Linked DNA regions of Homo sapiens: all the other regions are linked to region 1. Evidence: read pairs that join two places in POLR2A ChIA-PET (ENCODE). Cell type or tissue: HepG2. All regions are shown on one strand.

Evidence for each region. ChIA-PET counts read pairs that join two places held together with the same protein. Peaks named below come from ENCODE experiments on the same cell type or tissue, not always from the same donor. Only the 100,000 strongest peaks of a DNase experiment are listed, where the experiment ranks them.
Region 2: POLR2A ChIA-PET joins it to region 1 with 5 read pairs; 2 of 35 experiments call an interaction of 5 or more read pairs at or near these places.
Region 3: POLR2A ChIA-PET joins it to region 1 with 5 read pairs; 1 of 35 experiments calls an interaction of 5 or more read pairs at or near these places.

What each region holds. Positions count from the first base shown.
Region 1 is chr3:148,599,310-148,603,309 of GRCh38, reverse strand. No RefSeq gene overlaps it. Among named protein-coding and RNA genes, the nearest start is that of AGTR1, 97 kb to the left of the region's middle. RefSeq lists a cis regulatory region at 917-930 and an enhancer at 852-996. In HepG2, no CTCF peak of the experiment used is centred here; DNase peaks (open chromatin) are centred at 909, 2,159 and 2,669; H3K4me3 peaks cover 1,577 bases.
Region 2 is chr3:148,478,985-148,482,984 of GRCh38, reverse strand. No RefSeq gene overlaps it. Among named protein-coding and RNA genes, the nearest start is that of LINC02046, 200 kb to the right of the region's middle. In HepG2, no CTCF peak of the experiment used is centred here; no DNase peak of the experiment used is centred here.
Region 3 is chr3:149,213,487-149,217,486 of GRCh38, reverse strand. The region is part of intron 1 of CP (ceruloplasmin); the gene reads left to right. Among named protein-coding and RNA genes, the nearest start is that of CP, 6.3 kb to the left of the region's middle. In HepG2, no CTCF peak of the experiment used is centred here; DNase peaks (open chromatin) are centred at 1,166, 1,826 and 2,556; H3K4me3 peaks cover 3,448 bases.

The DNA.
Region 1 (4,000 bases):
ACACACACAGCCCATACACAAACCCTCACCGATATTGAGTGAATTCTAACTTCAGGACTAAGTTGTTATTAAATCTTTCTTTTTCTCTAACAGTGTTTTCAAAATTTCTTTATTTGTATTCACATTTTGAGATTTTTACTGTATTCATGTATCACTTGTACTATTATTTACTTAACATTTTTTTCTTAAAACAACTTACTTTTAAAATTTATCAAAGAGAAATCTCATTATCACTACTATACCATCAGTATCAATTGCCATAAAGAGATAATGAAAAAATAATAACGTTGGTAAGTTCTAGCTAGATGTTGTTGACTACCAAATGTTCTAAGCCTGAAGCTTGCTTTCTCTCTGTTAAAACATTAGATATTAAAGGCTAGCCCCCAAATGAGACTTTCTTTACTGAAGAAATTAAAGGATTGAAGCAAATTAGAAAAGAAAATAATTTTCTCATTATAGGTTTCTGATACCATTATTTGCCTGATTAGAGTACCACCTGATATTGTCTGGCATACCATCGAGAGTTGTCTCAAATACCAATAGTATCCCAGGCTGTGGGAGGCCTTGCTGTTTTCCAGTTGCCACTGCTATTTTGGTCTCTGCTTCTTTTGTTTTAGATAGTAGAATGAGAAAGAGTGGGGTACCTTAGTAATATGTGTTTTTCTACTTTCTTCAATGGGTAAGAAATATAAATAATGAGGAGTCTGAGATATCTAATCCATCAAAAGTGAAAATAATTTAGTAAACAATCTGTACCACTGGTGTAAACTGGCAACTCCACGTAAAAAATGTCACCAGTAATTGAACATCTCTTTCCTGTACTGCTCAATAATGTCCCAGAACTGAAAGACAAACATGAACTTAGGATTGGAAGCTAATAAATGAGACACTTTTCCTGGGAGGCTGAGGGTAGCAGGGTTAATGAATTACAGATGAGATTGTTTACATGAGTGGGTGCTGTTTGCTTTCCTTGACATCAGTGCTATCCTTTCCAGTCAGAGTAAGTTCACTGACAATAGAAGTGGGGAAGAGGAAACCAACCTAGCTCTAAAACAATGTTTAATTCCTTTTTAAATCTGTAATTCCAAAAGAATGTTTATGTTGCCTTTTTCTACTGCTGGGGAAAGGTTAATTTCTAGTTGGCTTTTAGTGCTACAAACTTGCTATTCAATAAGAAATATTTCCAAAACAACACGTTCTAGTTCAAGGCCAAGGCTGGTGTGGGCTTCTGTGTATGTGTAGTGGTGTGTGTATACTGCACTTTTCATAAATCCAAGAGAAATTTTAGAAGCCATTGTACGATCTGGATGAGTTAGGGGCTTAAAAGTAAGGAAAACAGGACTCTGCCTCCTCCTGTCTCACACTATTAGAATTCTCATGATCCAGAAGGGTAGTTCAGAACTACTGAACTAAAGACCCACTCAGAGTTGGCCCTGAAAAATAGTGGTGAAAGGAACTCACCACAATGTGTAGAGCTTTGGGTGGTCCATGTGGCTGAACTCTTATTCTGGAAGGAAAGATGGCTTAATGTATGAATGTACTTGATTCATAAACTGTGGCTAATGAACTGGTCGACTGGTCATGAATTTGAAATGAACACTTTTGGTGACAAAGGAGGTCTAGGGAACAGGTATATAGATGGATCTATTATAATGGGCACAGAGGGCAACACATTTGTGATTCATGTAAATGCTTACCCAAGGGCTTCATCTGTGAGGGCTTTTAATCATTAGGTAGATAATTGATCCCATCATGGATGTCAGACAGCTTCTTATTCCAGCACACTAGTGCCTGTTGGATGGGTCCACTACAAAGTGGCCCTGACATCAAGAATGGAGATTATGTGTGAGCTCAACAACAGAATCTTGCTCTCATCAAGGCTGATCTGGCTTCTAGACACTCAACTGAGTGTGCAATTTGACTGCAGAGAGGACAGCAATGAGTTCCTGCATCACATATTAAGGGAACGGCTGGCAACCTGCTCATCATGGAGGAGGCAGCAGTTGTCCACACAGGGACAAATGTGTATTCAGGAACAGATCTGCCTTTCCTGCTGGCTTCTGCCAGCATCTTGATTCATGGATTACAGATTGCTGTATCCATGGCAATCCACAAAACATTACCTTTGACCAGGAGATTTGTTTTAAAGCAAAGGAAGTGAGACATTGGACTGATGCCAGTGGAATTCACTTTGATCTTATTTGCGTTAAGGCCAAAACACTTACCTTGATAGAAGAGTACAATGTCCTGAGGAAGCTCAGCTACAGTGCGAGCTAAAAACATACTCTGTGAGATTTGGTACCATTTTACAAGATGCAGCTAATACCCCTTAAGCCAGCAGCTAATATTTGACTCTATCTACACAGTCAGAATATAACATCTAGGGACAAAGGAATGGAGATGAGATTGGCTGCTCTCACTATTTTACCTAATAGCCTACTGGTAGAATTTTTGATTCCTGTCCCCATAACTTTGTGTCTATGGAATTTAAGGTTCTAGGGAGCATTGCTTCTAAAAGGGGACACAATCATAATTTTGATAAATTAAATGCTGAGACTCCTCATTGTTTATTTTGGGTTTTAAATGCTTCTGAACCATCCATTCTAGAGCTTCTGATTGGGTTTAGTTAATGAATAGCTCTAGTGAGAGACTGGAGGGAGGAAGAAATGTGAAGTCAGGGTATTTATTTTCCCAACCATGTCCTTGTAGTTAGAAGAGTTGGGGACCATCTGGTCTTCACTCCTCTTCTTGTAGGTGAGGAACGTGAACTGAGAGGTACATGAACTGAGAGGCAAAGCTGTGATTTATATACAAAGAAACAATTTAAAAAGATTTTATTAGGTCAAAGCCTCAGGTAGGGTCTGGATAGGCCAGGGGCTGTAAAATCAAGTGATATCTTATGCCATCAAATGTCAAACAGGTGGGGAGAAGTGGTTTGGTAAGTACAAGTGTATCACACAAATTATTGGGAACTGGAGAGGGCATCATCCCCCTCAGCACTTTCTACTTAGCCTCAGCTGATTGCCACCAAGTTGGAAATGCAGTGCCCAGTGCTGTCAGACTGAGTTTTCTAGAGAAGCCAGAAATATGGATATTTGTGTCAAATGTCTGATTTTAAAGAACAGTTCACTTTAGCTTTAAACACTGAAAACCCTGGCAAAATAAACAGATGATCAGTGAACCACATAAGCTGGTATAAGCTACCACTGAAGAATTTTACTAAGGATCTGTGTGATTAGATCTGCAGTGAGAGATACCCCACCAATAGCCCTAGGGAACAGACTGGGCAGGAGCGGGGAAGACAGGACAAGGAGGCTAGTGGAGAATCTACTGGCATCCTCTAAATTAGAAATAATAACGTCCTGAAGAGCAGCAGGACTTAGGAGGAAGGCTTGGAATATAGAGATCATAAGAAAGAAAAATGATATCTGGGTGATAAGAAACAAGGAGCTCACTAATATAATTCTCAGGGTTTTGTCATGTATAAACATGAAGATTTTGGTGCCATTGACCAAAGTGTGGAAAGCATGAGGAAAAGAAACTAGGTGTGCAGACGAGGTCGGGCATCTAGAGAGGGAGTTAGCGTGTTCAATTGGAAATATGAACTTTGAGGTGTGCAGGCTGTAAGGCAGCTAGAAAGTTGGGTGTGGCGTTTTGAAGTTAGGTCAGCTGGAGAAACAACTGAGCTTTGAGATCCTGCTGATCAGAGAGGTGAGCGCTAAAGATAGCTAAGTGTAATACCCCAGGAGCATCAACTTTTAAGGTGGCATTAATTTGATTTATTAGCCCACAGAAAACTTTTTAATGATAATGCATCAACAGAATGCATACAAGAGCTCATCATTTATAATATGTGCTGGGAGGAATGTAGAAAACAATATATGATTTTTCTGGTAAATTAATTGCTGCAATATGTGAAAAAATGGTCTTCATATGCATGTTTTTATTTTGTAACAAAACCAAAAATTACCAAAATAATAATTTAGAGGAATCTTTTTTT
Region 2 (4,000 bases), 120 kb after region 1:
GTGTGGTGTTATTTCTGAGGCCTCTGTTCTGTTCCATTGGTCTATATCTCTGTTTTGGTACCAGTACCATGCTGTTTTGGTTACTGTAGCCTTGTAGTATAGTTTGAAGTCAGGTAGCTTGATGCCTCCAGCTTTGTTCTTTTGGCTTAGAATTGTCTGGGCTATGCAGGCTCTTTTTTGGTTTCATCTGAAATTTAAAGTAGTTTTTCCAATTCTGTGAAGAAAGTCATTGGTAGCCTGATGGGGATGGCATTGAATCTATAAATTACCTTGGGCAGTATGGCCATTTTCATGATATTGATTCTTCCTATCCATGAGCATGGAATGTTCTTCCATTTGTTTGTATCCTCTTTTATTTCCTTGAGCAGTGGTTTGTAGTTCTCCTTGAAGAGGTCCTTCACATCCCTTGTAAGTTGGATTCCTAGGTATTTTATTCTCTTTGAAGCAATTGTGAATGGGAGTTCACTCATGATTTGGCTGTCTGTTTGTCTGTTCTTGGTGTATAGAAATGCTTGTGATTTTTGCACACTGATTTTGTATCCTGAGACTTCGCTGAAGTTGCTTGGCAGCTTAAGGAGATTTTGGGCTGAGATGCTGGGGTTTTCTAAATAGACAATCATGTCATCTGCAAACAGATTCAATTTGACTTAGTCTCTTCCCATTTGAATACCCTTTATTTCTTTCTTTTGCCTGATTTCCCTGGCCAGAACTTCCAATACTATGTTGAATAGGAGTGTTGAGAGAGGGCATCCTTGTCTTGTGCCATTTTCAAAGGGAATGCTTCCAGCTTATGCCCATTCAGTGTGATATTGGCTGTGGGTTTGTCATAAATAGCTCTTATTATTTTGAGATACGTTCCATCGCTACCTAGTTTATTGAGAGTTTTTAACAGGAAAGGCTGCTGAATTTTGTCAAAGGCCTTTTCTGCATGTATTGAGATAATCATGTAGTTTTTGTCATTGGTTTTGTTTATGTGATGGATTACGTTTATTGATTTGCATATGTTGAACCAGCCTTGCATCCCAGGAATGAAGTCAACTTGATAGTGGTGGATAAGCTTTTTGATGTGCTGCTGGATTGAGTTTGCCAGTATTTTATTGAGGATTTTCACATCGATGTTCATCAGGGATATTGGCTTAAATTCTCTTTTTTTGTGTATGTGTATCTGCCAGGCTTTGGTATCAGGATTATGCTGGCCTCATAAAATGAGTTAGGGAGGATTTCTTCTTTTCCTATTGATTGGAATAGTTTCAGAAGGAATGGTACCAGCTCCTCTCTGTACTTCCGGTAGAATTTGGCTGTGAATCTGTCTGGTCCTGGATATTTTTTGGTTGGTAGGCTATTAATTATGCCTCAATTTCAGAACCTGTTATTAATCTATTCAGAGATTCAGCTTTTTCCTTGTTTAGTCTTGGGAGGGGGTATGTGTCCAGGAATTTATCCTTTCTTCTATATTTTCTAGTTTATTTGCATAGAGGTGTTTATACTATTCTCTGATGGTAGTTTGTATTTCTGTGGGATCAGTGGTGATACCCTCTTTATCTTTTTTTATTGCATCTATTTGATTCTTCTGTCTTTTCTTCTTTATTAGTCTTGCTAACGGTCTATTTATTTTGTTGATCTTTTCAAAAAACCAGCTCTTGGATTCATTGTTTTTTTTTTTTTTTTTTTTTTTTGAAGAGTTTTTTGGGTCTCTATTCCCTTCAATTCTGCTCTGATCATGGTTATTTCTTGTCTTCTGCTAGCTTTTCAATTTGTTTGCTCTTGCTTCTCTAGTTCTTTTAATTGTGATGTTAGGGTGTTGATTTTAGATCTTTCCTGCTTTCTCTTGTGGGCATTTAGTGCTATACATTTCCCTCTATACACTGCTTTAAATGTGTCCCAGAGATTCTTGTACATAGTTTTGTTCTCATTGGTTTCAAAGAACATCTTTATTTCTCCCTTTATTTCATTATTTACCCAGTAGCCATTCAGGAGCAGGTTGTTCAGTTTCCTGGGCAGCTGGGCAGTTCTGAGTGAGTTTCTTAATCCTGAGTTCTAATTGGATTGCACTGTGGTCTGAGAGACAGTTTGTTGTGATTTCTGTTCTTTTACATTTGCTGAGGAGTGTTTTACTTCCAATTATGTGGTCAATTTCAGAATAAGCGTGATGTGATGCTGAGAAGAATGTATATTCTGTTGATTTGGAGAGTTCTGTAGATGTCTATTAGGTCTGCTTGGTCCAGAGCTGAGTTCAAGTCCTGGATATCCTTGTTAATTTTCTGTCTCACTGATCTGTCTAATATTGACAGTGGGATGTTGAAGTCTCCCATTATTATTGTGTGGGAGTCTAAGTCTCTTTGTAGGTCTCTAAGAACTTGCTTTATGAATCTGTGTGCTCCTGTATTGGGTGCATTTATATTTGGGATAGTTAGCTCTTCTTGTTGAATTGATCCCTTTACCATTATGTAATGACCTTATTTGTCTCTTTTGATCTTTGTTGGTTTAAAGTCTGTTTTATCAGAGACCAGGATTGCAACCCTTTATTTTTTCTTTTCATTTGCTTGGTAGATCTTCCTCCATCCCTTTATTTTGAGCCTATGTGTGTCTTTGCACATGTGATGGGTCTCCTGAATACAGCACACCAATGGGTCTTGACTCTATCCAATTTGCCAGTCTGTGTCTTTTAATTGGGGCATTTACCCCATTTACATTTAAGGTTAATATGGTTATGTATAAATTTCATCCTGTCATTATGATGCTAGCTGGTTATTTCGCCCATTAATTGATGCAGTTTATTCATAGTGTCAATGGTCTTTACAATTTGGCATGTTTTTGCAGTGGCTGGTACTAGTTGTTCCTTTCCATGTTTAGTGCTTCCTTCAGGAGCTCTTGTAAGACAGGCCTCGTGGTGACAAAATCTCTCAGCATTTGCTTGTCTGTAAAGGATTTTATTTCTCCTTCACTTATGAAGCTTAGTTTGGCTGGATATGAAATTCTGGGTTGAACATTCTTTTCTTTAAGAATGTTGAATATTGGCCCCCACTCTCTTCTGGCTTGTACGGTTTCTGCCGAGAGACCCACTGTTAGTCTGATGGGCTTCCCTTTGTGGGTAACCCGTTGGCTGCCCTTAACATTTTTTCCTTCATTTCAACCTTGGTGAATCTGACAATTATGTGCCTTGGGGTTGCACTTCTCGAGGAGTATCTTTGTGGTGTTCTCTGTATTTCCTGAATTTGAATGTTGGCCTGCCTTCTTAGGTTGGGGAAGTTCTCCTGTATAATATCCTGAAGAGTGTTTTTCAACTTCGTACCATTCTCCCCATCACTTTCAGGTCCACCACTCAAATGTAGATTTGATCTTTTCACATAGTCCCATATTTCTTGGAGGCTTTGTTCATTTCTTTTCACTCTTTTTTCTCTAATCTTGTCTTCTCACTTTATTTAATTAATTTGATCTTTAATCAGTGATATCCTTTCTTCTGCTTGATTGAATCAGCTATTGAAGCTTGTGTTTGCTTAGGTTGGGGAAGTTCTCCTGTATAATATCCTGAAGAGTGTTTTCTAACTTCGTACCATTCTCCCCATCACTTTCAGGTCCACCACTCAAATGTAGATTTGATCTTTTCACATAGTCCCATATTTCTTGGAGGCTTTGTTCATTTCTTTTCACTCTTTTTTCTCTAATCTTGTCTTCTCACTTTATTTAATTAATTTGATCTTTAATCAGTGATATCCTTTCTTCTGCTTGATTGAATCAGCTATTGAAGCTTGTGTTTGCTTCACGAAATTCTCATACTGTGGTTTTCAGCTCCATCAGGTCATTTAAGCACTTCTCTACACTGGTTATTCTAGTTAGTCATTTGTCTAACCTTTTTTCAAGGTTGTTAGCTTCCTCGTAATGAATTAGAACATGCTCCTTTAGCTTGGAGAAGTTTGTTATTATCGACCTTCTAAAGCCTACCTCTGTCAACTCGTCAAACTCATTCTCCATCCTGTTTTGTTCCCTTGCTGGTGAGGAG
Region 3 (4,000 bases), 610 kb before region 1:
ATGTTAGTTGGCGGCTTCTGATTGGTAAAGTCTCTAGTTACAGATTCGAAGTTTCATTTTACTGTTTACTACATTGAATTGGGTTTTGGTTTGCTTACGTAGGAACCCAAGGCGCTGATGTTGTCTCAGCCTAGTGGCCTCCCAAGTTATATAGCATCCCTTCAAAAATGATTTTTAAATTTTTAAATGATTCTTAAATAGGTACAATTACTAGCTAAAATTTTCTGGAAAATTTACTTTAAATGACTCATTCTCCAAGGTTGCCAAATAAAAAATAGCAAGCAATAGGGCTGGGCGTGGTGGCTCACACCTGTAATCCCAGCACTTTGGGAGGCCAAGGCAGGTGGATCACAAGGTCAGGAGTTTGAGACCAGCCTGGCCAACATGGTGAAATCCCGTCTCTACTAAAAATACAAAAATTAGCTAGGTGTGGTGGCGTGCGCCTGTAGTCCCAGCTACTCAGGAGGCCAAGGCAGGAGAGTTGCTTGAACCCAGGAGGTGGAGGTTGCAGTGAGCCGAGATCACGCCGTTACATTATAGCCTGGGCGACAGAGCAAGATTCCATCTCAAAAAAAAAAAAAAAAAAGCAAGCAATAGCTAGTGCAGTACACTTCCAAACACTTCACACAAGACAGCTTGTATGGAAGAGCTAATTAAGTGACTAACATTTCACACTGACCAAATTCCATTTATTATCAAGTTCCTATTTCTCCTGAGAACACAGACAAAAGAAAATTCACTAGGTACTGCATTCATGCTGCGCCAGTGGAGGAAGGCTGGTTAGAACCGGCAAATCACTTGAATTTGTGTTATATATACCTAGGTTGAGTCTCTGCCATATTCTTGCAGCAGTTAATTTTTGACTGTTTTCCTTATGATTCTTGTTTATGGTAGGCAGCATTTCCAAAGTGGCTCCCAGAAGAAATCCTATCCTAAATCTCCAGAACCTGTGAACAGGATGAGACATCACTCTCATGATTTATGTTTTAGTCAGTGAGATTATCTGAAGAGTCCACACACTGAAGCTGACTTGAAGATGAAAGGGGCCACCTAGGAGGGCATACGGGTGACCTTAAGAAACTGGGAGAGGCTCTCGGCCCATAGCCAGCAAGCAAACAAGGATTTTAATTCTATGACCCCACTGAACTGAATTCTGGCAATAACCCAAATGAGCTAGGCAGATTTCTCCACAGAGCCTCAGATAAGTACTCAGCTCAGCAGCCCCTTGATTTCAGCTTGGTGATGCCTGAGGCAGTGAACCCAGCCACACCATGCCAGACTCTGACCCATAGAATAGTGAGATTATAAATGGGTGTTGTTTTAACCTACTTTGTGATAATTTGTTATGCAGCAATAAAAAATATATGTCTCAATTAATGAAGTCAAAAATCCAGAAACTTTTCACCTATAATACCCAAGTTTTGGGAACCACGTCTAAGCATAAACCAAGATCACTTGAGTGAATTCTAAATTTATGGGAGGGAATAGCATTATTAATATCTTACCAAAGCAATACTAAAAAATAGTTATGCTACTATTAAAAACTCATTTCTGGGTCTAAGACTACCAGAAATTATAGGAGCGGGCTTTTCTTTTTTTAAATAAGGGGCTAAAAAGAGAGAATGTGATTGATTACTTGAAGGGAGATATGTCTACAGTAATGAGTAGAAAGGAACATACTACAGTTGTCAACAGGAAGAACTACAATTAAATGTGAATTATTTGGTTGAAAGAACAGCTATAATAGATTCTTGTGGCTGAATATCTAACTGGCAAACTTCCTGCAAGCTTCCAGTAACTGGCCCTTTGTCCTCAAGCTGTGCTGTCGAAATTAAATAGAGAGCCCCTAATGACCTTTTAATGTTTATTTGGAGACAAAGCATAAACAAATAGACTTCTCCCAAAGTGTCACACAGTGTAAAATATTTTCCAGTTTGGTTAAGACAGTTTTTTTCACAATAAAAGGCAAGATGCAAAAAGCAGTTTGCATATTGCAATGTGTATAAAAGGAATTTCAGATGTTAAAACGCCTAGATATGTTATACCTTCAGATCAATAATTTTAAAAGCAATTTTAACCCCCCCAAAAAACTTTGCCTAGAAAAATTAGTTACAAAGCCTAGGCAATATAGGTCTTGGTCTTGGTCTTAGGTATTTGTTTATGGCAATGCTCTTCCTATTTTAGGAAATGATTAATACAGGAGCATTTCAATGCAATAAAATCATTTTGACAAAGCCTGCTATAGTTTATCAAAATAGGACATGATGTATGCCAAAGTGTATTTACATTCAGAAAATATAAAGAAACATTTTATTTAAATGAAGCCTTAAGAATTTGAGGGCTAACTTTTAACTTTGGCCTATGTAAGATGTGTACCAATAGGACATGGTAAAGCATGGAGTAAAGTCTCCAAATATTATCAAATCAATCTCTCAGAAATAAAAGTGTGTTCAGACTCTTAAGAAAATTTACCCTGGGGCTTAGACAAGTCTCTGTGAGATTGATTGGTCCAGGGTTCCGGTGGGACCAGAGTGGAATTGTACCTTTGTACTGTAGACTTTGCAGCTGCAGTTGTGTACCTAACTGAAATTGCACTCTTATTGACCTCCTCTCAGTCATATGGACTGAATGACTCTCTGCTTTTAAACTTAGTAGTCTTTGATGCAACAATTTTGCTGTTGTTAAGACATATATTTATTAAGACTCTTTCTGTGCATTCCTTGCTATGGGTTTAGGGACAGAGTTCACCCCAGTGTCTTGCCCTTTTCCCATGCCTACCTGTGTCCATGAAGTCTCTCCCAATCTTTTCCTATTTTGCTTTAACAAATTGGGAAATGGCAACAAACAATTAGAAAGTGAAAACAAATAGAAAAAATGAGGGTATACTCACAGTTTTGCTGCTCCACACAGGCTGCAAATAATGACACTTTATTTTTCTAACTTCTAGCTTAGCCCTCCCACCAGGACAGGGGATGGACAGGGAAACATCATCTCAGTCATTTTTTTAGTGAATAATTTTATCTTCTTTGGGAATTCGGGTTTATACAATTCAGGAAAATTGGTATTCCCAGTGTATTGGTATATGGTAGTGACTAGGAGGAAACGCTCATCATAGAAATTCCTTGATCAATCCAGAGAATGGTGACTCTTATTTTCAACACCTGCTCACTCTGCCCAAACTCAGCCACCAGGACCATTGCCAAGTGGCCATGGTACCTGGCCCCAGCACTCAGGCTTAATCTATATAGCCTCCACCGCAGAGGTCCTGCCACTTCCAGGTATGACCTGGAAACCGAGTTTTCTACCTTTCTGTCTCATGGTATCAGGAATCCCACTGCTTCTGGGATTGGGCAGCTCTCTTAATCTTCAACCTTAGAGCCTCTTCAACACAGGTTACCCAGGGCCCCAGAGCAGACTATCTCATCAAAACACACCAGTGTGTTGGTTAATAATGCAGATACCTGGGCCCTGCCCCAGACCCACAGAATCAGAATCAATGGAGTTGTGTCCCAGGAGTTTGCATTTCACTAAGTTCATCAGTAGATTCCTGTGCATATTCAGACTTAAGAAACATCAGGCCTTAGACTTTTGAAAAACCACATCTTTAAATTCTGTAGCAGTGAAAGTCCAGAGCTCTCACACAAGCTCTGCTCTTGTCTTAAAGAAGGGAAAGAAAAATATATCTCACTTTTACCAGTGAGCTTACAACTGAGGAAACAAGACAAAACTTATTCCTCAGTCAGATTACTCGGCCCCACAAATGTTGAGTAGAAATTGGTAAAGTATCAAAGATCAATAAGATGAAAGAAGGCAACACACACACACACACACACACACACACACACACACACACACCCATGATGATGAGCAGTTTTTATTCAAATGGAAGAGCCTTGGTTGTGGAGGGGCTTGCCAAAGGCCAGAATCTAAGTGGGTCCTGCCAAATGGCAACATGATGTTGCCCATGAATAGATCCCACTGGGCTATATAAGCCTTCAGT